Regions from separate parts of the Homo sapiens genome. Here region 2 is linked to region 1. The links are chromatin contacts, found by Hi-C in ENCODE. All regions are on one chromosome and are shown on one strand. Each heading gives the region's core, a stretch centred on a gene start or an enhancer-like site at or near the end of the contact. The rest is flanking DNA. Distances are from core to core; before and after follow the strand shown. Region 1 overlaps LINC01344 (long intergenic non-protein coding RNA 1344). Region 2 has its middle 19 kb from the start of LINC00272.

Region 1 (7,147 bases), core at 1,410-3,909:
GAATATAAACAATGATGTGGGAGCATAATGTTGGCACTCTCAGGAAAACAGATAAAACTCCCTTGTCCAATCCAGTTTTATTTTTTGCAGAGACCATTTTACTTTCTTGAGCATCAAAACATACACACACATAGGGTTTTTTTGTTTGTTTGTTTTTGTTTTTGTTTTGAGACAGAGTCTCGCTCTGTCGCCCAGGCTAGAGTGCAGTGGCGAGATCTCGGCTTACTGCAAACTCTGGCGAGATCTCGGCTTACTGCAAACTGCTGCCCCCCTTCCCCCTACTGCCAGGCTGAAGCAATTCTCTTGCCTCAGCCTCCTGAGTAGCTGGGACTACAGGCACATGCCACCACTCCCAGCTAATTTTTGTATTTTTAGTAGAAGCAAAGTTTCACCATGTTGCCCAGGCTGGTCTCAAACTCCTGACCTCATGTGATCCGCCCGCCTCGGCCTTCCAAAGTACAGGGATTACAGGCATGAGCCACCTCACCCTGTCACCCACATAGTTTTGAGCCCTGGTCCCACCTGTCAGGTAGCTGGTCCACACTCCATCCCAGAGGAAGCTCTTAGGTCAAGGGGTGGGAATTTCAAGAGGGGCAACGAGTAGCTGGAAGCCATGTTCCCAGGCCCATGTTTTACCCCAGCCTCCTGCCCCACATCCTCCCCATAGATCTCACGTAAAGGGCCTGTGCCTTGCAGTGAGGGCTGTTTCATCTACCTGCCTTCCTAATAAACTTTCAGACAGAAGTATGTATGTGTGAGTGTGTGTGTGTGTATGTATGAGTGTGTGTGTGTGTGTGGTGTTAAATGGGGATGTTAATATAGTCAATACTAATTCCTAGATAAGAACATTGTCTTAGTCAAGACTAATTCAATGCTAATACCTAGATAAAAACATTGTCTTCATCTTGGAAGGTGAATACCTGTTCATTAAATGATCATTGCTTTGGAAGAACTTTTAATGGGAAATACTCAGAAAACAATGCCAATGTGGATGGGGAGACAAGCACGACGTCCAATAGACACCATGCATTATAAGCAGAGATAGAGATAAAGATAGGCATTGAACAAAGAGAGAAGGAAATACACCAAAATGCCCAGAGAGGTTTTCTCCAGGTTTGGAGTTACAGGTGATCTTTGCTTTCTTCTTTCCTGTATATTTCTGTGCTGCCCAAGTCTTTTACTGTGAGCAAATGTGACTCTAGTAATGGTGGGGATTAATAATTTTTTAATTTGTTTTTCAAATGTAGAACACTTTTCCCTGTCTCCCAGTGTCATCAAGAAGCCCAGAAGAAAGCTGAGTGACCTGGCCGGGCGCAGTGGCTCACACCTGTAATCCAGGCACTTTGGGAAGCCGAGGCGGGCGGATCATGAGGTCAAGAGATCAAGACCATCCTGGCCAACATGGCAAAACCCTGTGTCTACAAAAAATACAAAAAATTAGTTGGGCGTGGTGGTGCATGCCTGTAGTCCCAGCTACTCAGCAGGCTAAGGCAGGAGAATCGCTTGAACCGGGGAGGCGGAGGTTGCAGTGAGCTGAGATCGTGCCACTGCACTCCAGCCTGGCGACAGAGTAAGACTCTGTCTCAAAAAAAAAAAAAAAAAAAAATCCTGAAAGTTGAGGAGTGACCTCAGTACTAAGGCCCTCAGATCCTCCAACCCCATGGCACAGGCGCTCCCTCCTGTTGTCTAGCACAGTGTCTGGCGAAGGCCATCACCCTTATATGAGGGCAGAAGGTGAGCTAAAGCCCTATGGAAAAGGTGGCTCAGGCATATACAGGCCTGTAGGACCAAGCTCAGAGACAGACCTGTGGCCAGTGGCTCCACAGCTATGCCCCAACCTAAATGTGCCCCCAGAGCTTGCTCCAAAAAGATTCGAGGAGTAGGAGGGGAACAAGGCAAAGGAGATAAAAAGGGGATTACTGGGAAAGTATTAGAACTACCCTGGACCGGGCACGGTGGCTCACGCCTGTAATCCCAACACTTTGGAAGGCCAAGGTGGGCAGATCACTTAAGGCCAGAAGCTTGAGACCAGCCTGGCCAACATGGCAAAACCCCGTCTCTACCAAAAAAAATACAAAAATTAGCCTGGCCTGGTGCCGGGCACCTGTAGTCCCAGCTACTCAGGAGGCTGCAGCGGGAGAATCACTTGAACTCAGGAGGTGAAGGTTGCAGTTAGCCAAGATCGTGCCACTGCACTCCAGCCAGGACAACAGAGGAAGACTCCATCTCAAAAAAGAAAAAGAAAGAGAGAAAGAGAGAAAGAAAGGAAGGAAGGAAGGAAGGAGAGAGAGAAAGAAAGAAGGAAGGAAGGAAGGAGAGAGAGAGCAAGGAAGGAAGAAAGGAAGGTAGGAAGGAAGGGAGAGAGAAAGAGAGAAAGAGAAAGGAGAGGAGAGGGGAGAGGAAGGGAGGGGAGGGGAGGGGAGGGGAGAGGAGAGGAGAGTGCCCTGCTCAGGAGGTAGCAGATTTCCAGGGACCCCTGAGGGTCAGAAGAGAAGGACTGGGAGAAAGCCAAGGAGTTGAGGCAAGGTTCACATCAGCTCAGGGACACCCACGTCCTCCTCTGGCTCTAACCATCCTTCTCATTGACAGATCTTTTTAACTGCCTTTTGTTTCCTCTTATCTCCCTCACCCAGCCACCAGCTTCTACCCCCACCCCCAACTGAATTGCATCACCATCCACTGAGCTCCCAGGGCCTGCAGCTGTTGCTGCCTGGGGTGACAGACACACCCCGATTTTTGAAGGGAATGAGCTTATGAGGTCAGGGAGGAAGGGGGAATTGGGGGCTGGGGAGAAGCAAAGCTTGGAGTAAACTTCCCAGAACTGCAGAGGGTGGCTGAGACCACCCACTCTTCTTACATTGTCACTGTGGTCAGAGCCTTGAGCCACTGTCAAGTGTTGGATTCAGAGTGGGTGGGTGTCCAAGGAGAAGAAACTGGAAACAGCAGGGAGGAAAGGGCAGGCACAAAAGTGTTGTGGGTAATTCCTTCTGGGAGAATTGATAACTTTTGCATTCATCTGGCAGGGCCCTCTGGAAGCAGCAATAAGTTGACATCTGTTCTTTAGCTACTAATGCCAAATAGATTACTTGACAGTAGTTTAATATGCACAACTAGGAACTCTGTGTGTGTGTGTGTGTGTGTGTGTGTGTGTGTGTGTTGGTGGAGGGTGGGTGGGTGGAAAGGGAGCAAGAGGGAAGATCTTTTGAGAGGGTAAGAGGACTATCTGCATTCCTCCAAATTTCTGGAGAAAGAACTCAATAACAAATTCAGAAAAGTATATTAAGTCCTGGGGGATTCTGAGCCAATCTTCCCACAGCTGGATATGTCAACATCTGTCCTTCGGTCCTCCTTGTCCTCAATTTTTTTTTTTTGGAAAATTGACCCCATTTTGATAAGAATGTCTGTGTTTTTGAAAAACATAACCCATCACATATGATCTCCATGGCAATGATATTTTGCTATAGGAGGCAGTAGTAGGATGTGGTGGTAAGAACATGCACCTCAGAACCAGACACCTGGGTAAAAGTCTGACACTGACAGTTACAAGCTGGGTGAGCAGTCTGATCACTTGCCAAGTTGGGTGACACTAGTTCCTCGCTCACACAGTTGTTGTAAGAAATGAATGACAGGTTCAGAGAACACGCAGTAGAATAAAAAAGAAAGAAAGAAAGAAAGAAATGAGTGGGCATATGCACCGTGCTGAAACACAGAGACTGGCACGTAGTCAGTACTGCATAAGGTCAGCACCCTCCGTATGACCCCACCCCAAATCCAGCCACTCCGGGTATGTCGTGATGAACTAAGCATTAGAGCATGGGGCCTAACGATGGCATGGCTGCAGGCCAAATCCTGCCTGCTGCCCACTTAGCCCAAGAGTTAACATTTTTCTAAATTTTTTAATCACTGGGGTACGAAAAGTCAAAAACAAGAATAGCATTTCATGCCACATGAAAAACATATGAAATTCAGACTTCAGTGTTCATAAATGAGTTTTCTGAAGCACAACCACACTCATTTGTTTATGTATCTTCTCTAAGACTGCTTTTCCGCTGCAATGACAGAGCTGAGCAGGTACAACACAGATGTATGACCCACAAAGCCTAGAATATCTACTATCCGGCCTTTTACAAAAAAAGTTTCATCAGCCTTGCATTAGAGGATCAGCAGTCCAATTCCAGCCCTGCTTCCCACCTTCCAAATAGAGATAACACCTTCTCTGTCACTGAAAAACCCTCACCAGCATGCACGCGCGCGCACACACACACACACCACACACACCACTTGGCTTATTCACCGTGATGCTGTTAACACCAGCTGGCCTCCACTTTGGAAAGTGTAAGACCAGATTAGGCTATAAAGCATTACTGTTATTTTCTGAGCAAGCACTTGGGGGTGGTGCAATCCCAGTCAACACTACTGAAACAACTCAATGTGCTCTTTGTTCTCCAAGTCCTTGATCTTTCGTTCTTATTACAACTTCTCAGGGCCTGCTGTGTTCATTTGAACTGGTTCAGCTGGAAAAAATATGAGTTGGGTTTTGTTTATACCTTAATCAGCTGACTAGAAAGGGGTTAGAAAGAAGAGAGTGAGGAAGCATTAAAATGCATACATTATTGAGTGTTTGCTATATGCCAGGCACTCTGGAATTACAGTAATGTATTAATAAGGAAAGGTCCCTGAGAGAGGGAGAGACAAACAAAAAGGCAAGTAGTTATAAAATAATCCAATAATTCCTATACAGAGACATAAACAAAGCGCTGAGGGAACAAAAAATAATTTATTCTACTAGGTTTTGAAGAGGAGCATCAAGAAAAGTCACAGGGGGTGACAGCTTTGGCCTAGGAGGCTTTGAAGAGTGGGGAAAGTTGGTTAGGTGAGAAGAGAGGGTTTATCCTTGGTAGAACAGGAAAATAACAGTGGCAAAAGCAAAGAGGGAGGAGGACATGTATGGCATGTTCAATCAGCAGGGAGTGCAGGAGGAGACTCCAGGAGACAAGCTGGGGCTGCACTGCAGAGGAGCCTCTGTACCACCCTCAGGGGATGGCACTTTATCCTGGAGGTGATGGAGAGTCTTTGCAGATTTTTAAAAGGGGAGAGAGAAAATCACATGTGTGCTTTGAAGATGATCATTATGGGAAGCAACGTGGAGGGATGTGCTGACACAAAGAAAACCTGGATTTAAAAAAGGGCTGGGCACGGTGGCTCATGCCTGTAATACCAGCACTTTGGGAGCCAGAATGGGGGGATCACTTGAGGTCAGGAGTTCGAAACCAGCCTAACCAGCATGGTGAACTCCCATCTCTACTAAAAATATGAAATTAGTCAGGTGTGGTGGCACATGCCTGTAATCCCAGCTACTTGGGAGGCTGATGCAAGAGAATCGCTTGAACCCGGGATGCGGAGGTTGCAGTGAGCTGAGATCACACCATTGCACTCCAGCCTGTGCAACAAGAGCAAAACTCTATCTCAAAAAAAAAAAAAAAAAAAAAACAACGAAACAAAACAACAAAAAAGTCATGGGTGATGGATGATAGCAAAGTGTGGTGGGAAGAAAGATCTTGGATGTAGAGTTCATCGAACTTCACAATATATTGAACTCACAGTTGAAAGAGAGGGAAGAGTATGAGGATAAATCCCAGGTTTCTGGAGTGGGTACCTGGACAAATATTGGTGCCATTAATTGAGACAGGAAATGGTGGAGGAGTAGCAGTTTGACTGGGGATGAAAAAGATATTTGGGCTTATAATGTGGTATTCGACTTGTAGCATATGACATGGTTTTAGGTCATCCAGGTTAAGAAATCCAGCAGGCAATTACTGATACTCTAGGTCTAGAGCCCAGAAGATGCAGGAGCTAGAAATAGACATTTAATAACTTTCAGTATATGATGCATGACAGCAGAGGACCCGTGCATCATTCATGCATGGGCTCAGCAAGTGTGGAAAAAATAATCTACAATTAGAATCCTAGGGAATACCAGCATCTAATTGGATGCAAGGCAAGAGAAGCCAACTAAGATGGGAAAAAAGGAGAACCCAGAATGAAAAGTATTGCCAAAGCCTCGAAGAAGGATGTTTCAGAAGTTTCTCTGCCACTGGAGAGGGTCAAGAGAATTAAAAAAAAAAAAACAAACAAACAAAACCCCACAAAGCACAAACTCTCTCAAATAATGGATTCCCATAAAGCCCACTTGGAATTCTGTGAAAGGGTGTCACCTTGGAGAGTTATAAAAATCAATTGGCCTGCTTCCAGAACTCAGTGCCTAGGGTTAATAAACTGGAAAGCAGAGGTGTTTTCCAAGACAGACAATTGGTTTTGATGGGCACCAAAAAGCAGCTGTTGGGTTTGCAAAAAGGAGTCATTGGTGACTTAGCCAGGAAACATTTCAGTAGAGTAATAGGAGCAGAGACAAATTTACATGGTTTCAGAAGTCAGTGGATTTGAAGAAATAGAAACAAGAAGTAAAGCATGCACTTTCAAAAGTGGCATTTCTACAACTGTTTTATGCTTTCCTCGTTTCTTTTTCTCTCTCTCTTAAACACCAATTGTCTGTCCTGGAAAACACTTCTGCTTTCAATTCACTGGGTGCTGTTTTCCGAAAATAGACCAATCCATTCTCATAACTCTCCAAGATCACATTTACCCTTTCACAGAATTCCAAGAGGGTCTTACAGGAACCCATGATTTGCAGGGTTTTTGCTCTTGCCAAAAAAGTGTTTCTAGAGAAAATCAACAAAAAGATTGAAAAGTCCCTGGGGGAGTGAGGGTACACCCCACAGGATGGGTACCTCTGTAAAGGGGTCTGCCATGGGTCTGCGTAGGGAGTCAGTCCTCCTCTCTCTCCAGTGAATGGCACGGTGCCAGTGAAGAAGGAAAAGGGGGCGGCTGCACTCTCAAGCTTCTCTTCTAACACCAAGCTTTCTTTCCTACTTTAGCTTGAGACCAACAAAAAGTGGAGAACTTAGGGTAGTGTGGGACCAGGTCCCTGGTGAGCTGGGTTCTAGTTCCAGCTCTACTTCTTATCCCCAGGTTCTACCAAAGAGAGAGTTTTCCTACTCTAGTTTGATTTCTTAAAATACAAATATGATTAATACATTTGCTTAAAACCTTCAGTGTGGTTTCACCTTGCCCTAGAATTAAGTTCAGT
Region 2 (7,147 bases), core at 2,414-4,913, 130 kb after region 1:
GAGGCTGGGCAGCTGCATGGGCAGAGGGAACAAGTAGGCAAAGACAATATTTGTAAACTGGTGAGTTTTGGCTCTATCAGTAGCTCAAAACTATAGCTTTCTATTGGATTATTAACTGTTTTTTACTTTTCTTTTCAAATAAACCTGTTTGACTTGGAATGAAATATCTAAAGCTACAAATTCTTATTGCAAATAAAAAATCTGAAGGCTGGTTAGTAGCTGGGCTGTGAAGAGGTCTTAGGCCCTGGCTGGGATTATCTAGACATCAGATATATTTCCCTGAGTGCTATGGCCTTGCTTGTTTCATTCTGCCATGGAGAAGCTGCAGTGTCAGCTCCATATGGGCAGGCATAGAAGCCCACTGTGCCCTATGAGGGAAGAAAGTCTGACACCTCCTTCTAGAATGGAGTTTGAATTTCTTCAAAGTGGAACTCTGAAGGTTAACTATGGGAACCAGCAGCCAGGACTGCCTCTGGGGTGTGATCGGAGGGGCCTTTGCAAATTTCATCCCCTAAATCACCTCTTCTATTTCCCTGATCCCCAGCCCCAACACCCCAAGCCAAGATATCTGAATTCTGTCATTGTGTGGAGACTTGGGGCTGGGGTCTGGACTTGGTCTGCCTGAACTTAAACCCTGACTGTAACGTGTATTAACTGCATGAACTTTGGGTTAATTACTTAGGCTTTCTAAGCTTCAGTTTCCTCATTCTCAAAATGAAGATACTAACTGGCATTATTATTAACATAAATTAGGATTTTTTGTGAGATTGAATGATAAAAAACATATAAAACCTAACTTAGCATCTGTCACAGAGTAACTCACAATAAACCTTGGCAAAGGAGCACTAAAAGCTTAAAGAATAAAATAGATAAATAGATAAAAAAGAAAGAATAAAATAGATAAAACATGGACATGTGAAAATGTTGCCTTGGATAATGATAATATTTTTAGAAAATACTCTTACTAGCATTATTATTCTCAATTTTGACAGCCCCCTAGTGACTAAGTACAATTATCAGTCTTTTAAAATAGATGATGATTTCTGAGGTTCAGAGTAGCTATGTGACTTTCCAAGTTTATGTAGCGAGAAAAATTAGGAATTCAACTGGATGGCCCAACTTTGAAAGCCAATTTTTTCATTACAATGTGCTGCCAGCATGAATGCTTAGAGAGGAGAGGACAGGGCAATATTCGATGTCACACAAGAAGGAAATGTGAAAGGGTGCCCAGATTGACACTTTTGTGCATGGAATTAGGTGTTATCGTGGAATCATTGAGAATCCACATTCAGTTGCACTCCACTATCTTTTAAAAAATCATATATAAGAAACTTCAAGTATTCAAAATATAGAGAATGTTCAAAAAAGGACAGGCCAGGCACAGTGGTTCATGCCTGTAATCCCAGCACTTTGGGAGGCTGAGGCAGGCGGATCACCTGAGGTCAGGAATGGAGACCAGCCTGGCCAACATGGTGAAACTCCATCTCTACTAAATTAGCTGGGTGTGGTGGTGTGCACCTGTAATTGCAGCTACTGGGGAGGCTGAGGCAGGAGAATCGCTGAACCTGGGAGGCAGAGTTTGCAGTTTGCCAAGATCACACCACTGCATTCCAGCCTAGGCGACAGAGCAAGACTCTGTCTCAAAAAAAAAAAAAAAAAAAAAAAAGAACAAAAGATTACCCTTAAAAACTTCAGCTAGAATCAATGTTCTGAAGTCTTGGGTAGTGAATTATGCAAAGAGCCACTTTACTCAGAGCCAATTTACTTTCTTTAGACACAATGTTAACCAGTTTGCCTAACTGATTCATTCCCTACATAATAGGAGATTATAAGAAACATACTAATTGAAGAAGAAAATTCGCATTGACAGTGGAAAGAACGAGATAGCAGTCTGACAAGAGAATAAACTCTGACAAGCAGAACAAAATCCTAAAAGATCTTAACAGTTTGGGGCTAAGTGTAAATAATCACAGCACTCACCCTGTATCCTTCTCCCACCGCTCATGGTGCTCCTGTATGATGTGGGACAGGATAAGTAAGTGAGCCATAAACAATTAAAAGTTAAGTACATTCAAAATACTTTATCAAAGATGGCAGAGATGGCTCAACACACTTTAACAATATTAATGTCTAAAATGGTTTTAAGACTAAAAAACCAAAAACTATTTTCATTCCAGTTTCCTAAACAATTTGATGGCAGGTAAACTGAAGTTTCATTGTCACTAAAAAGTGATTCGTGTGCATAACGATTACTAAGCTCAGAGGACTAGCAAAAGCTTCAAATCTCAAAGTCATCATACCTCATTTTCTGGTATAATAAAGTAAATCAACAAAAACACAACTTTAAATCAACAAGATATTTCAAAAATAAATAAATATTGAGCAGAAATGGCTATTATGCCATCAAAGTATAAGTGGCACAGTATATTATATATGAAATTTTTTTTGAGACAGGGTCTTGTGCTATCAGCCAGGCTAGAGTGCAGTGGAACAATCACAGCTCACTGCAGCTGTGACTTCCCAGACTCAAGTGATGCTCCCACCTAAGTTGGTGGGACTACAGGCATGCACCACCACACCCAGCTAATTTTTTATTTTTTGTAGAGATGGGGTCTTGTCATGTTGCCCAGGCTAGTCTTGAACTCCTGGGCTGAAGCCATCCTCCTATCTTGGCTTCCCAAAGTGCTGGGAGTAAAGGTGTGAGCAATCACACCTGGCCTATGTATGATACTTTTTAAAAATTATTATTTTTTTCCTTTTTGAGACAGAGTCTCCCTCAGTCACCTAGGCTGGAGTGCAGTGCCACTATCTTGCCTCACTGCAACTTCCGCCTCCCAGGTTCAAGCGATTCTCCTGCCTCAGCCTCCCGCGTAGCTGGGGTTACAGGTGCCTGCCACCACGCCTGGCTAATTTTTGTATTTTTAGTAGAGATAGGTTTTTACCATGTTGGCCAGGCTGGTCTTGAACTCCTGACCTCAGGTGATCCGCCTGCCTTGACCACCCCAAAGTGCTGGGATTACAGGCATGAGCTACTGTGCCTGGCTAAAAAATTAATTTAGAAAAACTGGAAAACTGAAAAAGAAAAAGAAAGAAGGGATGAAAGTTCTTGTCCTGGGTCTACCAAAAGGGTGGCAAATAAGCCTTTGTGTTCCTGAAGTCTGGATCCTTCTAGTCACCCAGGAGAGAAGACAGTTTTTTTGTTTTGCTTTGTTTTTTGTTTTTTCCCTAAAATGCAAGCCCCTTCTGGTGGTACAGTACTCAAACTATTGAAGAAGGGTCAGGATGGACCTTTTGGGTTTTAGGAGATTAAAAAGCAAGCAACAGTCCACCCTGCAAGAAATCCCAGAGACTGGGAAGGGCACAAGACTGTGGGTTTGGCTGGCAGTAGATGCAATCACTCATTCTGAGCAAGACCTCAGAGGAAACAGCAAGAGCTGATGGGATCCAGTGGGTCAGAAGGCTCTGAGGCCCATGAAAGGAGCACTGGTGTTGGAGGTGGCTCAGGGTGAATGTGGTCGCTCAGAGAGCTGTCCTCCTAAAAAAGCCCCTGCTGGCTTGAGCAGGAACCAAGCTGTGGCAGCCCCTTTATTTCAGTGGGCTACAGCACTAGGGAGCTATGAAGTCAGTTCCCCATGGTAGATGAGGGTGAGAGGTGGAGGGTAAGAAGGGTGGGGACTTGTTACCATAGCAACGTCAAGAACACTATTCATGCCTCTCCCTTTTCTGAGAATGGTTGGCTATTCAACAGATTTTGAGACTGTATTAGCCGTGGGATTCTTAGAGAAAAGGGGAAATCGAGGTGGATGATGAAGGGTCCATTTCCTGACAGTCTTGGGGGCTAAAGCCAGTTTTTTCACTTCAGAAATGAGTGACATGGCCAGACACCATGGCTCACGCCTGTAATCTCAGCACTTTGGGTGGCTGAGCTTGGCCAACATGGTGAAACCCCATCTCCACCAAAAATACAAAAAATTAGCCAGGCATGGTGGCACACACCTGTAATCCCAGTTACTCAGGAGGCTGAGGCATGAGAATCACTTGAACTCGAGAGGCAGAGGTTACAGTGAGCCAAGATTGTGCCACTGCATTCCAGCCTTGGTGACAGAGTGAGACTCCACCTCAAAAAAAAAAAAAGTGAGTAACATTACTTCCGCTCAGAGAGTGTGAAAATGTTTATGTATAATTTTTACATCTGCATAGGCAGAAAATCAGGAAAAATAACTATGTACTCTCTTGCCTGATGTTCTCATAGCCAAGCTGTTGATTCTTATGACCATTCAAATGATGAGAGTTATTTTGATGCACCTGAGTCAACTTTCAGAATGACCCCAATAACTGCAAATTGTTGCTCTGGGTAATATGAAAGTTCTCACTTCTCTTGATGGGAAACTCAAGCAAGTTTCCTCTCGCAGTGGCATATTCAGGGCCCAGGCCTGATTTTCAATGTGGTGTGGCACAAGGCTGTTCTGGAACATCTTGGGCTGGGTAACTATTAATACTTGGCTAAAGCACCACAGTACCAAATCTTGTTGATGCAGGGGGACTGGTAAGACCACCTAGGAGGGACTTCATGTTCTCAGAGGCCTTAAAGTAGCAGACCCTCATCTGTTTCCCTCACCTGAGAAACTGGGCTGTCTTTTATGGGTGTGAGTCCATGGTGGAAATAATGCTAATGAGAGTGGGCAGGTACTCTTACTTATAATCTGAAAAGGGTTTAGCAGGCTAAACCTTACACTGAAAAGGGTTTAATGGGTGATTTGTCGTGCTCTAACCTTGACTTAAGTAGTTTGGATTTTCTGTACTTGGCTCTCTTATGTCTCTCCTTCCAAGGACAGGAGAAATGGAAATCCTTTTCAGGTGGCCCAGGACTCCATTCCAGTCCAGCAATGTTCTCTGATTTTTCCTGAGTATTAAAGGTTCCTGATGAGAATGGAGAGGAGGAGAGAGAGTCACACTAAGGACCCTCCTGTGGGAGGAACCTTAGCCTCCAGGAGCAGCTCTTTCCATATTGTAGAACACCCGCTCCCCACTACATGCTTACAATGGCTTGGCTGAACCATGCCCCAAGAAGAAACAAAGCACCCACCTGGATGTGAGAACTGCCCCAACTCAAATGCCCTTACTTTCTCTAGAAAACAGACTTTTCTCTAATACCTACTCCAAGGACTTCCATTTTCAGCAACATGGCTGGCTGATTTAATTCCCCACCTCCCACCCCTGCAGGAAAAGACTTGCTGGATAAAATAAATAAGATACAGCCTTAAAAAAAAGAATTGTTTTTAGTCAAGATCTAAAGAAGAAAACCAAAATCCCCAGGTGATGAACTATAATATGTGACTCATAGCTAGAAGACAAGTTCATGAGTTGATCCTGTGGCTGGCAGGGTGAGACTGGCCCCAGATATAAGTCCTAATAGCTGGGGTTTCCATGCAAAAATGGGGACAGGAGATATGATCTTAAGGAAATAAAGCTCAGATTCCTACATAACAGCTGGATTAGGAAATTTGGAAATGGGGTCCCTTCTTCGTAAGGGAGGCTGGATGAACTTCTCCGACCAGCTCAAGAAATAGAAAAGAAACTACTCTCTGCTAAGAGCTCCAGGTGGAAAATAAAACAAAGCTCCCATGAGAATCTGAAGCCTCTCCAAATTCACACTCCATGTACAGGGAGTGCATACATGCCAAACTAAGATATTAATGTAAAATCTGGTACTGGATTAGTAAAATCCAGTGGTGTCCAGCACAAGCAGATGAGGCTCCCAAAGGAAAAAGCAATCCTGACTGAAGTCGGTTCAGAACTGCATTTAGAGCCCCCTGCCTAAGGAGACTATATTAGCTTGCCGGGGCTGCTGTCACAAAGCACTTCAAATGGAGTGGCTTAAACAGCAGAAAGTTATTGTCTCATATTCTAGAAGCTAGGATTCTGAGGTCAAGGTGGCAGCGGAATTGGTTCCTTCTGAAGGCTATGAGGGAGAATCTGTTCCAGGCCTCTTCCTCCGCTTCTAGTGCTTTGTGGGCAATCTTTGACATTCCTTGGCTTATAAGCATTATCCATATCTCTGCCTTCATTCCATATAACCTGTGTTATAGCTATAACCTGTGTTATAGCTATAGCAATCCACCTGTGTTATGTCTACATTCTAATTTTCCCTTTTTATAAAGATACCAGTCGCATTGGATTTGGGGCCAACCTATTTCAGTACGCCTTCATCTTAACTTAGAAAATTACATCTCAACGATACTTTTTCCAAATAGGGTTATATTCTGAGGTACTAGAGGGTTCAACATATGGATTTTGGGAGGAACACAATTGAACCCATAACAGAGGCAATCCCAACAAGGAGGGTCAGCGACACACAAACATGGTAGGAGAGTAGAACCCCAGGAAGTGACAGAACAGTCTGAAAGGAGCAAGGCTCTGAAACTCACTCAGGCTCAGTTGCCCCAGTAGTCACAGGTAGAGAGCATCCTTCATCTAACACGGCTTTTATAAGGATCAGACTATATAGTGTACGTGCAAGCACCTTGCAAACTGCAACATACTATGCTAACATTAGTTTTCATTTTTATTACTTTAGTTAATTAAAGACACTATAATAACTCTTATTTATTCAGGGCTATGCTAAACTCACGTTATCTCATTCAATTCTCACCCATAACCCTGTGTGGTAAATATCTTCATTTTATGGATAACAAGAGTACAGTTTAGATAAATTAAGTCATTTGCCTGAAGCCATATGGCTAGTCAGTGGCAGGGCTAGAATGGAAACTTTGGCCTGTCAGGGTCCAAAGTCTGAGCCCTTCTTTATTCTGAATCTTTCCCAGGTGTTAAGGCTAAGTTTTAGGCAGTGGCCAGGGTGAGGAAGAGGCAAAAGAAAGGAGATATACTCTATCCTGAGAAGGAAAATCCAATGAGGAGGGTAAATGGAGACTTATTTAAAAAGCAAATAAATATGATGTTGGGGACATAGGGGCAAAGAGAAAGAGAATGATGAATGAGACCCAGTCCCTGCCCTGGAGGGGCAAACAGTAGATGTGCATGAGTGCTCAAGGGGGCAGGTGAGCCTTGTGACCCTGGAATGAAGAATGACTTGGAGGTGCGGGTCAGAAGAGCTTTAGGATGAGGTGATGTTGGACCTGATCTGGAA

What was found. A loop is a pair of places that touch in the nucleus more often than their neighbours do. Pooled maps may share reads with other maps.
Region 2: a pooled map shows a loop between it and region 1 (5-fold over the local background). The contact joins two enhancer-like sites. A Hi-C loop is called at or near these places in 2 of 37 single-sample maps with no recorded cell type and 5 of 50 pooled maps.

What each region holds. Positions count from the first base shown.
Region 1 is chr1:182,297,557-182,304,703 of GRCh38, forward strand. The region is part of intron 2 of LINC01344 (long intergenic non-protein coding RNA 1344); the gene reads right to left. Among named protein-coding and RNA genes, the nearest start is that of LINC01344, 13 kb to the right of the region's middle. RefSeq lists an enhancer at 4,153-4,670 and a silencer at 6,428-6,477. Within about 2 kb of position 2,660, at least 16 of the 41 ENCODE cell types and tissues checked have a DNase peak (open chromatin) inside an H3K27ac peak, as active enhancers do.
Region 2 is chr1:182,422,873-182,430,019 of GRCh38, forward strand. No RefSeq gene overlaps it. Among named protein-coding and RNA genes, the nearest start is that of LINC00272, 19 kb to the left of the region's middle. Within about 2 kb of position 3,664, at least 2 of the 41 ENCODE cell types and tissues checked have a DNase peak (open chromatin) inside an H3K27ac peak, as active enhancers do.